2 separate regions of the Homo sapiens genome follow, and region 2 is linked to region 1. Evidence: read pairs that join two places in POLR2A ChIA-PET (ENCODE). Cell type or tissue: OCI-LY7. All regions are shown on one strand. Links, peaks and the distances in the headings refer to the core of each region. The heading gives the core; the rest is flanking DNA.

The links. ChIA-PET counts read pairs that join two places held together with the same protein. Peaks named below come from ENCODE experiments on the same cell type or tissue, not always from the same donor. Only the 100,000 strongest peaks of a DNase experiment are listed, where the experiment ranks them.
Region 2: POLR2A ChIA-PET joins it to region 1 with 9 read pairs; 3 of 35 experiments call an interaction of 5 or more read pairs at or near these places.

The regions. Positions count from the first base shown.
Region 1 is chr9:94,858,560-94,863,942 of GRCh38, forward strand. The region is part of intron 5 of AOPEP (aminopeptidase O (putative)); the gene reads left to right. Among named protein-coding and RNA genes, the nearest start is that of MIR2278, 51 kb to the left of the region's middle. RefSeq lists an enhancer at 2,629-2,678. In OCI-LY7, for the core only: no CTCF peak of the experiment used is centred there; a DNase peak (open chromatin) is centred at 2,602; H3K4me3 peaks cover 370 bases.
Region 2 is chr9:95,046,076-95,051,458 of GRCh38, forward strand. The region is part of intron 13 of AOPEP (aminopeptidase O (putative)); the gene reads left to right. Among named protein-coding and RNA genes, the nearest start is that of MIR6081, 17 kb to the right of the region's middle. RefSeq lists a silencer at 2,322-2,681. In OCI-LY7, for the core only: no CTCF peak of the experiment used is centred there; no DNase peak of the experiment used is centred there.

The sequences.
Region 1 (5,383 bases), core at 146-5,145:
GCCACATCACTCCAGTCTTCAAAGCCAACATCGCCAACATCTTTGCTATGGACTGAATGTTTATGTCCCTCCCAGAGTTGATGTGTTTAAATCCTAACTCACTGATGTGATGGGATTAGGAGGTGGGGCCTTTGGGAGGTGATTAGGTCATGAGGGTGGAGGGTGGAGCCCTCATTAATGCTATAAGTGCTTTATAAAACACACTGAGGCTGGGCTCGGTGGCTTACACCAGTAATCTCAGCACTGTGGGAGGCCAAGGCGGGCAGATCACCTGAGATCAGGAGTTGGAGACCCGCCTGGCCAACATGGTGAAACCCTGTCTGCTGGGTGTGGTAGCGGGTGCCTGTAGTCCCAGCTACTCAGGAGGCTGAGGCAGGAGAATGGTGTGAACCCGGGAGGCGGAGCTTGCAGTGAGCCAAGATTGCAGCACTGTACTCCAGCCTGGGCGACAGAGCGAGACTCCATTTCAAAAAAAAAGAAGACCTGGAAGTGGAGGTTGCAGTGAGCTGACTGTGCCACTGCACTTCAGCCTGGGCGACAGAGTGAGACTCTGTCTCAAAGCAAAAAGACACAAGAGCTTGTTTTCCCTCTCTGTTCTTTACCATGTGAGGATGCAATGAGAAGGCAGTCATCTGCAAACCAGAAAGAGGGTCTTCAATAAGAACCTGACCGTGCTAGCATACTGATCTCACATTTCCAGCCTCCAGAAGTGTGAGAAATAAATTTCTGTTTATAAGCACCCAGTCTGTGGTACTTTGTTCTAGCAGCCTGAACTAAGGTCATCTTCAAATCTCTGTCGGCACTGTCTTCACATCCCCATGTCCTCTGTCTGCCAAATCTCCCTTTGCCTGCCTCTTACAAGGACATGTGTGATTGCATTTAGGGCCCATGCAGATAATCTAGGATAATCTGACTAACTCAAGATCCTTATTAACTTCATTACATCTGCAAAGACCCATGCTTGCTTTTCTTTTTTTCCCATAGAAGGTAACATTCACAGTTCCAGGAATTAGGATATGAATATCTTTTGGGGAGCTGTTTTTCAGCCTTTCACAGACTCTATTTGTTCCATATGAATCAAGTAAGCATCAAGGCTTACTGCCTCTTATATCTTCTCTCAGCCTATTCCATCCTGGTGTGATCTGAGTTAAGGGCATGGGCTTTGGGGTCAGCTAACCTGTGTTGGAATCTCTTCTGTGCTACTTACTTATTCTAGGTCTTGGGCATATTGCTTAAGTTCTTTATGCTTTTGTTTGCTCATCTGTAAATGACAGGCACTATTATACTCAAGTTTTCTGTAAACTAATTGATAAATAAATTCAGCAGACACTTATTTAGGGCGTCCTATGTACTGAACACTAAATTCTTCGGCTACAGTGATGAACAAATAGAGACAGTCCCTGTCTTCAAGGGGCTTATAGTCTGGTTGGGGAGATAGATAGTTATTAAACAAATATTCTCAAAAATGGAGTACGACAAACTGGTCAGTCCTGTGTGGGAGGAATGCAGGGTTAGAGGAAACACTCCTGGCAGGGCCTTGGGGCAGGTGCCTCTGAGGCAGTGATGTAGAAGCTGAAACCTGAAGGGCAGTGGAACGTGAGCCAGGCCAGGAGTAGGAAGAAGGGCATATTATACAGGAGGACAGGCTGTGATTGGAAGCAACTTGGAACTTTGGAGGACCCGAAAGAAGTGTTCATGGAATTTAGTGACCTATGGGAAGATTGGCGTGAAATGAGATTGGCAGCATCATAAGGGCGTCAGACCAAGCAGGGCCTCATATAAATCTGAGCTTCATTCTGAGCGTATTGGGAAGCCCAGCAGGTTTAAGCAGTGGCAAGGGTGGGGACGGGGTGGGCAGGTCGTGACCTGGCTTATGTTTTGACAAGATTGCTCAGGTTTCTGGTTCTAGAATGAAGCGACAGGAGTAGTGGCAGTGGAATGGTGAGATGAGATGATGTGTGGCCGCAATCCAGGCAGGAGATGAAGGTGGCTTAGACCTGGGTGGAGAGGGTGCTGGTGGGGAAAATTGGAGAGTTCCAAGATATGCTCTGGAGAATGCAGGACTTGAGAGTTTTATATGGGGAGATGATGAGGAAGAGGGAGATGTCAAGGGTGACTCCCGAGTTTCTGGCAGAAGCCGCTGGATGGATGGGTGCTCCATTGACTAATGTGGGGAGGACAGGAAGAGGAGCAGATTAGGAGAAAAGATTCTGAGTTCTCTGTACATGTCAGGTTTAAGAAGCCACTTAGCACAGTGCCTGACACAGAGCACACCATAAATAGTAGATTTTAGTAGCTTCTAATTCTGTCCATTTCAAAGTCATAATTGACCGTTGAGTCAGGAGACTTGGGTTCTAGCTCTGGCTAGTCCATGTTAGATAAATAAACCTCTTAGGGCATCAGTGTCCTCATCTACAAATTGGGGGCAGTCAGATTCGGTGCTTTTTGCGGTTTCTTTCAGCTTCAGTGTGCTGACAATGCTATGAGATTCTTTGGTCTTGACCACCTGGAATCCACTGTGGCCAGCTGGATCTGCTTCAGAGGGGCTGATGAACCAGAACTCTGCATATGGATGGCAGTTTCTGGTGGAAGCTGACGTACGGGGAGCTCTGGCCAAGGCAAATTGTGGCTCTCGAGGAGGCTTCATGACGAAGGGGAAGGATGTGGTTTGAGGGCAGCAGCAGCAGCTGCTGTCACCAAACAAGCATGAAATCCACTGAGCTTCAGATGACATTGCAACTGAGGATGGCTGTTTATTAATTGGCAAATTAATATGATGTGGGGGCATATGGAGAAATGGTGATGGGCAGAAAAGAAGATGAAGAGAGAAACATATACTGGTTCTTTCCTGTGTATTCATCTGTTACTGACACAGAGTCATCATTAGTGCCACAATGAGTATCAGGGATGGGTCATCTCCAGTTGAACTCCCTTAATTTACAGATTAAGCAACCAAGGTCAACAACGACTTCCATGACAACAGAGCCAAGCTGGCACTCAGGTCTCTTCACACCTGGCCTGTGCTTTCCTGCTCCACCAGGCTGCCAGGGGTGGTTCCCATGAGCTGTTTTAGGCCCATTTTTGGAAAAAGAGTCATTTGGTTTCATTTGTCTTAGACTAGATCCCAGAGATGTTATTTACTGTTCCCAACCCCCGATATAAAACCACTGAATGTGCAGGCCCTCTCATCAGCCAGTGCTTGACGAGTAGTACACCTGGTGCAGCCTGGATTCCACAGCCATCCTCCCTGTAACTGCATGGGTCGGGTCCTCCGTGCTTCTGTAGGACCTGCTCTTCTGAAGCACGTTCTGCGAGTGAAGGCTGCACTACGTCTTTCATGAGGCTAGACGGTGCTCTTCTTGTCCTCAGAGTTGTTTGTTGTTTGGTTGGATTTTAAAAACTCAACAACGGCTTTGTTTATGAAAAGCAGCTTACTAGGAAAGTTGCTTCATCCTGTGATCGTGGCTAGTTTGTGAGTGATTAAATTCCCTGGCCTCCTCTTTGGAAGCAATGACCAGTCATTCTGTTGGTTTATTACTATTTCACAACATAGGAAGCAGAGCACACCACCTCTACCTAACAGTTTAACTTGAAACACCTCATCAGAGTATGTGAGTGAGACTTCACATGTGCCTGTTGCATAGTAAAAAGGACGTTTCTTTCAAAGTCACTGGGCTGGCTGAGCAGGACCCCCACAGAAAAACAGTGTTCTTGGGCCTCAGGCATACCTCAGGGCGATGCTCAGGGATGTCTGAGCAATGTCAAGCCTGTTAGATGCATGGCAGGGAGGATCTGGAGCACAGATTGATCTCTCAGATGTGGGGTGAATGGGGAGGTAAATCATCCTTTAAAGGGACTCTTTTTCAAGGCTGAGAAACCATGTCCTGAGAAAAGGGAGGGCTCTGTTTCCAGAGGCCACACGTCTGGTTGACCTCCTTCCAGTCTCCTTGAACATGCTCTGTTCATTACTGAAACAGCGGTTTGCCTGCGACTGGTCCCCACCCTTGAGGATGCTCAGCCAGTTTCCACTGCATCTCCAGGTTCTGCCCCTCCTGCAAGGCCCACCTTAAGGGCCAGCGCCTCCCTGGAACCTTCTCCCAGAGTCTCCGTCCTCCCTGTTTTTGGTTTCTGGATTCCATCCCCACTTGCAATCACACTGCACAGTTTTGCACTTTGTTGCCTCATGTTGTTTCCTCTGGGTGGATGTGTTGGGAGAGAGGATAGGTGGTGCGTGTTTGTCCTTTCTCAGTGGCAAACTCACTAACTTCCTAAGGACAAGAACTCCGTCTTGGACTTCTTTATATTCTCTCATAGTGTTAGGCTTAATTCTCGGGACAAAGTATATGCGCACAAATACTTGATCATTCACTAGAAAAGAGTTTCAGTGTGTTCGTCGAGTAATAGGTTTAAAAAGACACACATAAAGTCTACATGGACTTGTTTTCCAAATTATTTTCAAAAGCATAATGGCAAGATTTAATTTGGTTGTGCGTGACAGAACACTTGAAATAATGACTTAGGTAAGACAGAAGTTTCCTTCTTTCCCCATATGAAACAAGGGCACAGGTAGAGAGGCCAGGGTGGAGTGGGAACCGGGGCTGCTTCTCGCTTCTCTCCTGCTGCTCTACCATCCTAGCCTATGATTTCTTTCTCTCCTCTCCCCTCTCTTCCCCTCCCCTCCCCTCTCCTCTCTCTGTTTCCCTCTTCTTTCTCTTTTTCTCTTTTTTTTTTTTTTTTTTGAGACGGAGTCTCGCTCTGTCACCCAGGCTGGAGTGCAGTGGCGTGGTCTCGGCTCACTGCCAGCTCTGCCTCCTGGGTTCATGCCATTCTCCTGCCTCAGCCTCCCGAATAGCTGGGACTACAGGCGCCCACCACCACGCCTGGCTAATTTTTTATATTTTTAGTAGAGATGGGGTTTTGCCATGTTGGCTAGGCTGGTCTCAAACTCCTAACCTCAGGTGATCCGCCTGCATGGCCTCCCAAAGTGTTGGGATTACAGGTGCATGCCACAACGCCCAGCTAATTTTTGAATTTTTAGTAGAGACAGGGTTTTGCCATGTTGGCCAGGCTAGTCTTGAACTCCTGGCCTCAAGTGATCCACCCGCCTCGGCCTCCCAAAGTGCTGGGATTACAGACGTGAGCCACCACGCCTGGCCATAGCATATGATTTTCATTCTCAGGGTCAACTCATAGTACATAATAGCTTTTGGAAATGCAGCAAGTGTATGTGTATGCACATTGTAGGCAGCAGGAAGGAGGAAAGGAGGAAGAAGAAAGAGTGAAAGGCCTGCACCAACTGTCCTTCAAGGAGCTTTCCCAGAAGCTGCTGCAGAATACTTTCGCTTGCATCTTACCAGTTCAAACCTAGTGACACTTAGCTGCA
Region 2 (5,383 bases), core at 87-5,086, 190 kb after region 1:
GGACTAGGGCCACTGATTCAACTTCCGAAAAGCAAAATGGAGATTATAAAAATGGCGTGAACAAATAGTGTCGGAATCATTTGATAAGTTAAATCTGTGATGTTAGTGAGAACTGCTTATCTGAAATGGAAATACTCTCAAGACCTTTTGTGGCTTATCCCAAAGGCTTACTCTCTACCTTTTAGTTGAAAGCAGAATTGCAAATTTGACCAACTTAATCGGCAGTGGCTTTTTGCTTTTAAAAGTACATGCTAAAATGTTTGTGTGAGCGATGAGGCTGATAGCGTAGGTACCTGAAGTGGAGATTTACTTTTGCCAAGAATGTTTTGGTGTATTTTGTAAAACTTCTTTATTTCTGTCTCTCATTAAAGAATGTTTGTTTTTTAAAGGTAGATAAGAATTTTTCAAACTGACATAATTTTTAAGGGAATTATATTTAATTGTAATGTTCTTATGCATTTGAAAACATGCATAAAGCTTATTAGTGTTCTTAACATTTAAAGGGGAGTGTTGTGTGCTGTACACGAAGAGATCGACCCAGCTAAGAACGACTTCTAGACCTGGGAGTGTGGGGAACATAGGGAAGGATAAGTTTTTTGGGAGTGTTACATTTTCTCTGAAGGAGTTTTCTCCCTAGGTTCTCAGTTGCTCACCGTGTTTATTTCATCTGCAGAACAAGTGTTTGGGAGTCATTTCTATATTTTTACTTCCCAGACACCTGATTTTCTTAGTTTTAAGTATGTAAGAATGTCATCTTACTTCAGGAAACTAAAGTTGTAAGTTAAGGTAGACATATTAGCATTTGAAAGTACTCACTTTAATTGTTTCTTATTCTGCTTGTTTTAACTTAAAATCTGTTAATTTTCTTGTTTAAAAAAGGATTAACTTTTAAAGTGGTTATTACAATTTAAATTGTATTCAGCTATTTGTCATATTAATATTTAGAGAGGCAAATTTAGTTGCCAAACATGGCATTTTGTAAGAAAATAAGGTACTAAGTTTTCTATCACATGAACAGTTTAGGATTTTCTTGACTTTTAGATGGAGATATTTTAGCTCACATTTTATAAATGCATGGAATGGGACTGAAAGCCATACTTACCTGAAGTGTTTTAAAAATTTAAATCTGTTTTTGAAAAATATACAGTTTGAAAGTGGAAGACTCTCAGCCTATTTAATGCGAAGTTTTTATAGTGGTGGGGTTTTAATATTCCTCCATTCAGTAGTTCATTGCCTGATTTTTTTTAACCTTTCACGTAAACTTTGTTCAGTAATTCTTTTAAATGGATGCAGATTATTTAAAGATCAAATCAGTATTGTCAAAGTATAAGAAGGCTTTGTTTTTGATGTTTTATTTTTCTAAGCATGTTTTAATTATAATTTTTCTCATCTACAACATTCTAATTACATTTTAAATTAGAATGAAGAGTTTAACATGCAGAACTTGTGAATGGACTATTACAGTTTTCTAGGGAAAACTGCCCTGATCAGTTCCCTTCCTGAGGTGGGTCCCTATCCTGTGGTTTGGGGCCACATCTTTCTGTTTTTGATTGAAGTGCATTCTAGGAATACCTACCTCTCACTTATTCTCAATAAATCACATTCCTCTTAATCCTTGTTGGAGTTTTTGATTTTGTTGTTGGGGTCGATTCTGGTGACTTTTATCTACTGAGATTGCTGCAAGATTGGAAATGAGATGGGTTTCTTGTTTGCCATGCAAATGTTCTGGTTGTTTAGGATGAAGATACCAGTAATTAACCATTAAAGCTGTCCTTGCATACAGAAAACTTATCTCTGGCATTTTGTTTTTTTCTGATTTTAGTGTGAACAGTTAGCGACCTCCACCAGTGCTGATTAAGAATTGTATAAATTGTTTATTCTTACAGAAAGCTGCCCTGGGTGGTTTGTTGCTCTTTTATTCACATGATATAAGCTATAAGAAAACAGTCCTCTCACACCTCAGCATGTTGCTGATTTCCACCAGGTGGTCCAGGAACATTTGTTCTGCAGGAGGGACCAAACTTAAAAATTTATTTATGTATTTATTGGTAAGTTTTTTTTTTTTTCAGTTGCAGCCGGCCAGGTCTGATGTTTTGCCACAGTAATACTAATATCCTTGTGAAATGGCATGTATGCTATAGTTTTAAACTTTTTTTCTTAAATACCATATGCAAAGAGAGAAAGTCCTCACATTGTGTAAGTGAGAGGAGAAATTGCTACAGCTATGACTGCCTTTGTTCTCAAAGCCATTTGAATTGCCGGCTGTGTTGGGGCTGGTTTGTACCTTGTTGAAGTGCTGAGATGAGAACTTCTCATTAGAGTAATTGCCTAATTGCCGGGTGGGAGCGGCCCATCCGGGGCGGGGCGGGGTGAGGCGGGGCCTGGGGCGCAGGGGCGGGGCGAGGTGCCGGCGGCCGAGATACTCACGGGCGCGGGACCTGGCCGGGAGACTGACAGCACCGGGACCGACCACGGCCCACCCCTCCGGCCGCGGCGGCCGGGACCAGAACAGCGCAGGCTCTCCGCCCACGCCTGCCCTCGGCTCCCAGTCCGCGCTGCCGCCGCCCAGGTGACACGCAGGGACGGGAGCGGGGCTGCTATGTCCCTCGGGCGCGCTTTGGGACGTTGCTGAGTGGCTACTGCTTGTGCTTTCTTGCTTCCAAGCTGGCGGTAAACCTTTTAAATTCAGAGTGATTCAAGGGCATAGGCGTCGGAATTGTGATTTCGTGCGTGTTTTATTTACCAGGCCTTCAAATCAAAAAGGCCAGGCAAACACACGTTCTGGGGCTATCAAGAAAGTTCACACGAAGGACAAATCCAGCAGGGAGAAAGTGACATACCTTGCGGGCTCAGGCTTGGGATTTCTGCAGCCACGCGCGCGTTCACCCGACGGGACCTCGCCTGCACTGCCGCCGGGAGAAGCCTGCTCTAGACTCCGGCTCCAGGGGAGAGGGCTGGGCTCCACAGAGAGGAGCAGCCTGTGAGTTTTCAAACATTTCTCTGTCAGAGTTAGCTCTTACTTGTTAAATTCCGAGATGAGAATCTATACTGTGAAATCAGCAGAAAAGTGGTTCTTAGAAATTTTAAAGTTTGTTTATCCACTTTACTTTTTGAGGATCTGTGCTCACTGGTTTTTCAAGCTGGTTTGTTTTAAAGGAGTCAAGCTTCACTTTGGAGTAAAGGTGGAGATTATAGTTGCTCTGTTGGAACTTTGATATGTTAAAGGGAAATTCTGTAAAAATGCGGGATGCAAGCAGTAGCCACAGGAGCATTTTTAAAAGTTTTTCTTTTTCAGCTTAATTTATATAAGAAAAACAATTAAAAGCCTGTGTTTCATTTTAGCCTCTTTTTAAAAGATAAATTCTTATTTCTGCAGATAAATGGGAATACTGAGGGGAGGGACGGAAAGTATGGTTTTCTATAGACTATTTTCCATTAAAATTTAAATAATCAGAAAGCTCAGAAATGTTATTCCTGTAACTTCGGGAAGTTATAGGAAATGTTACATTTTAACATCAAAGTAAAATTCCAATAAAATACTTTTTCTTATAGGAGCACATTTTACATATGTAAAGGAAGATACAAAAATACTAGAAATTCTAAAACTTAACCATTTTTGCGAAATTTTTCTAAACAAATTTCCTGAAGTCTTGCATACATTTGAGAATTTAGATTATTGCTAGAAAGCACATCTTAGGTTTTAATCATGTTCATGCCAACGCCTATGAAAAGACCTACCAGGATTTTAGATCCATAGTTAACCACCACTTGTGAGTATCCATTTTGCATTTTTGAAGACTCGTTGATTGACTATCAAGTACTTGAAATTATGTAAGAGAATACTTTTTTGGCAGCAAAGTCGCATTTCAGATCCCCTGCTCCCCTATCAACTTCAGGCTGCTCCAGGCTCTGGGTCCAGGCTGGAACTCACAGTAGAACTAAGATTATGTCTAAACTCATAGCAGTAAAGTGACGTTTTGCCATAAAAGAACATTTTTATAACGCTATTTCAGTCTACTTGTTTCCTTGGAAATAGTTTCTGTCGTGATGGGCAGTATCTAAATTAATGAATTATTCAGCTATTTGTGCAAAATGTGTAACTTAAGGGCAAACAGACTCGATGTTGTTCGCATCACCTCTCACACATTGGCAAGGCAGCCTTTTCTGTCCTATGTAATGTAGGAAAATTAAACATTTCTTGAAATCTGAGACTTCTGCCCTTGTTCTCCTGAAATTAAATCCATTTTATTTTCAGTAGCATGAATTTCCTTACATGTCCAAGAGGCTGTTAAGGAATTAATCCTTTGCTCTATTCCTCATAACACTTTTCACAGTTAATCTAGTGTGTAAACTGTGTGGACGAGAATCCAAAACTGCAGAATTTGGAGGAAATGTGACTCCTATGCCTTGTAGACATTAAATCATTCTGTGAAATAAAACTGAAACTTTGGATAGGAGATTGTACAGTACTCTCCACACATTTTTATTAAATGAAAACAACTTCCATTATTTTTCCAGCAATCCTTCATGTAGTTGGACTCACCTCACCACCTCCCCCCTGCTCCTTAGTTGTGGTCGGCTCTCCTTACAAATGGACAGGTTGCTTTGTCAACTTGGTGGCAGAAACCACCTGACAAATTGTAGACATGTGGCTAAAATTTATGCTTAGTTTGGATTTGGTAGAAAATAAAGAATATTAGAAAATAAAATGTGACCAAAAAAATATTTATGTTGTCTTGACTGTGTGTCTATGCACAAGAAAGGACAGGAACTGGGAGTAATGGAATGTTAGTGTTTCCGACTCCAGAATAAATACCCAAGAGTGAAAATAATTTATAAATTATGTTTCCTGCTTCAGAATTTGCTAAGAGTGTATGTGTGTGTCCATACTTGAATCACTTGCCTCACCTGAGGATCGGAGTGGTTGACTTGGTTTCTCTGTCCTTCTGTTGCTATTCTTTTTCTCACTTAGCAACTATTATGTTGTTATCTCTAAAATGTTTTTGTGGCTTACTTTTTTTTTTTTTTTTTTGAGACGGAGTCTCGCTCTGTCGCCCAGGCTGAAGTGCAATGGCGTGATCTCGACTCACTGCAACCTCCGCCTCCCAGGTTCGAGTGATTCTTCTGCCTCAGCCTCCCGAGTAGCTGGGACTACAGGTGCGCGCCACCACACCCAGCTAATTTTTGTATTTTTAGTAGAGATGGCGTTTCACCATGTTGGCCAGGATGGTCTCGATCTCTTGACCTTGTGATCTATCTGCCTCGGCCTCCCAAAATGTTGGGATTACAGGAGTGAGCCACTGTGCCCAGCCATACTTTTTTTTTTTAACTGTGAGTTTTGATTTTAAAAAACCCTTAATCGTTAATAGTAAGTTTTAACAAG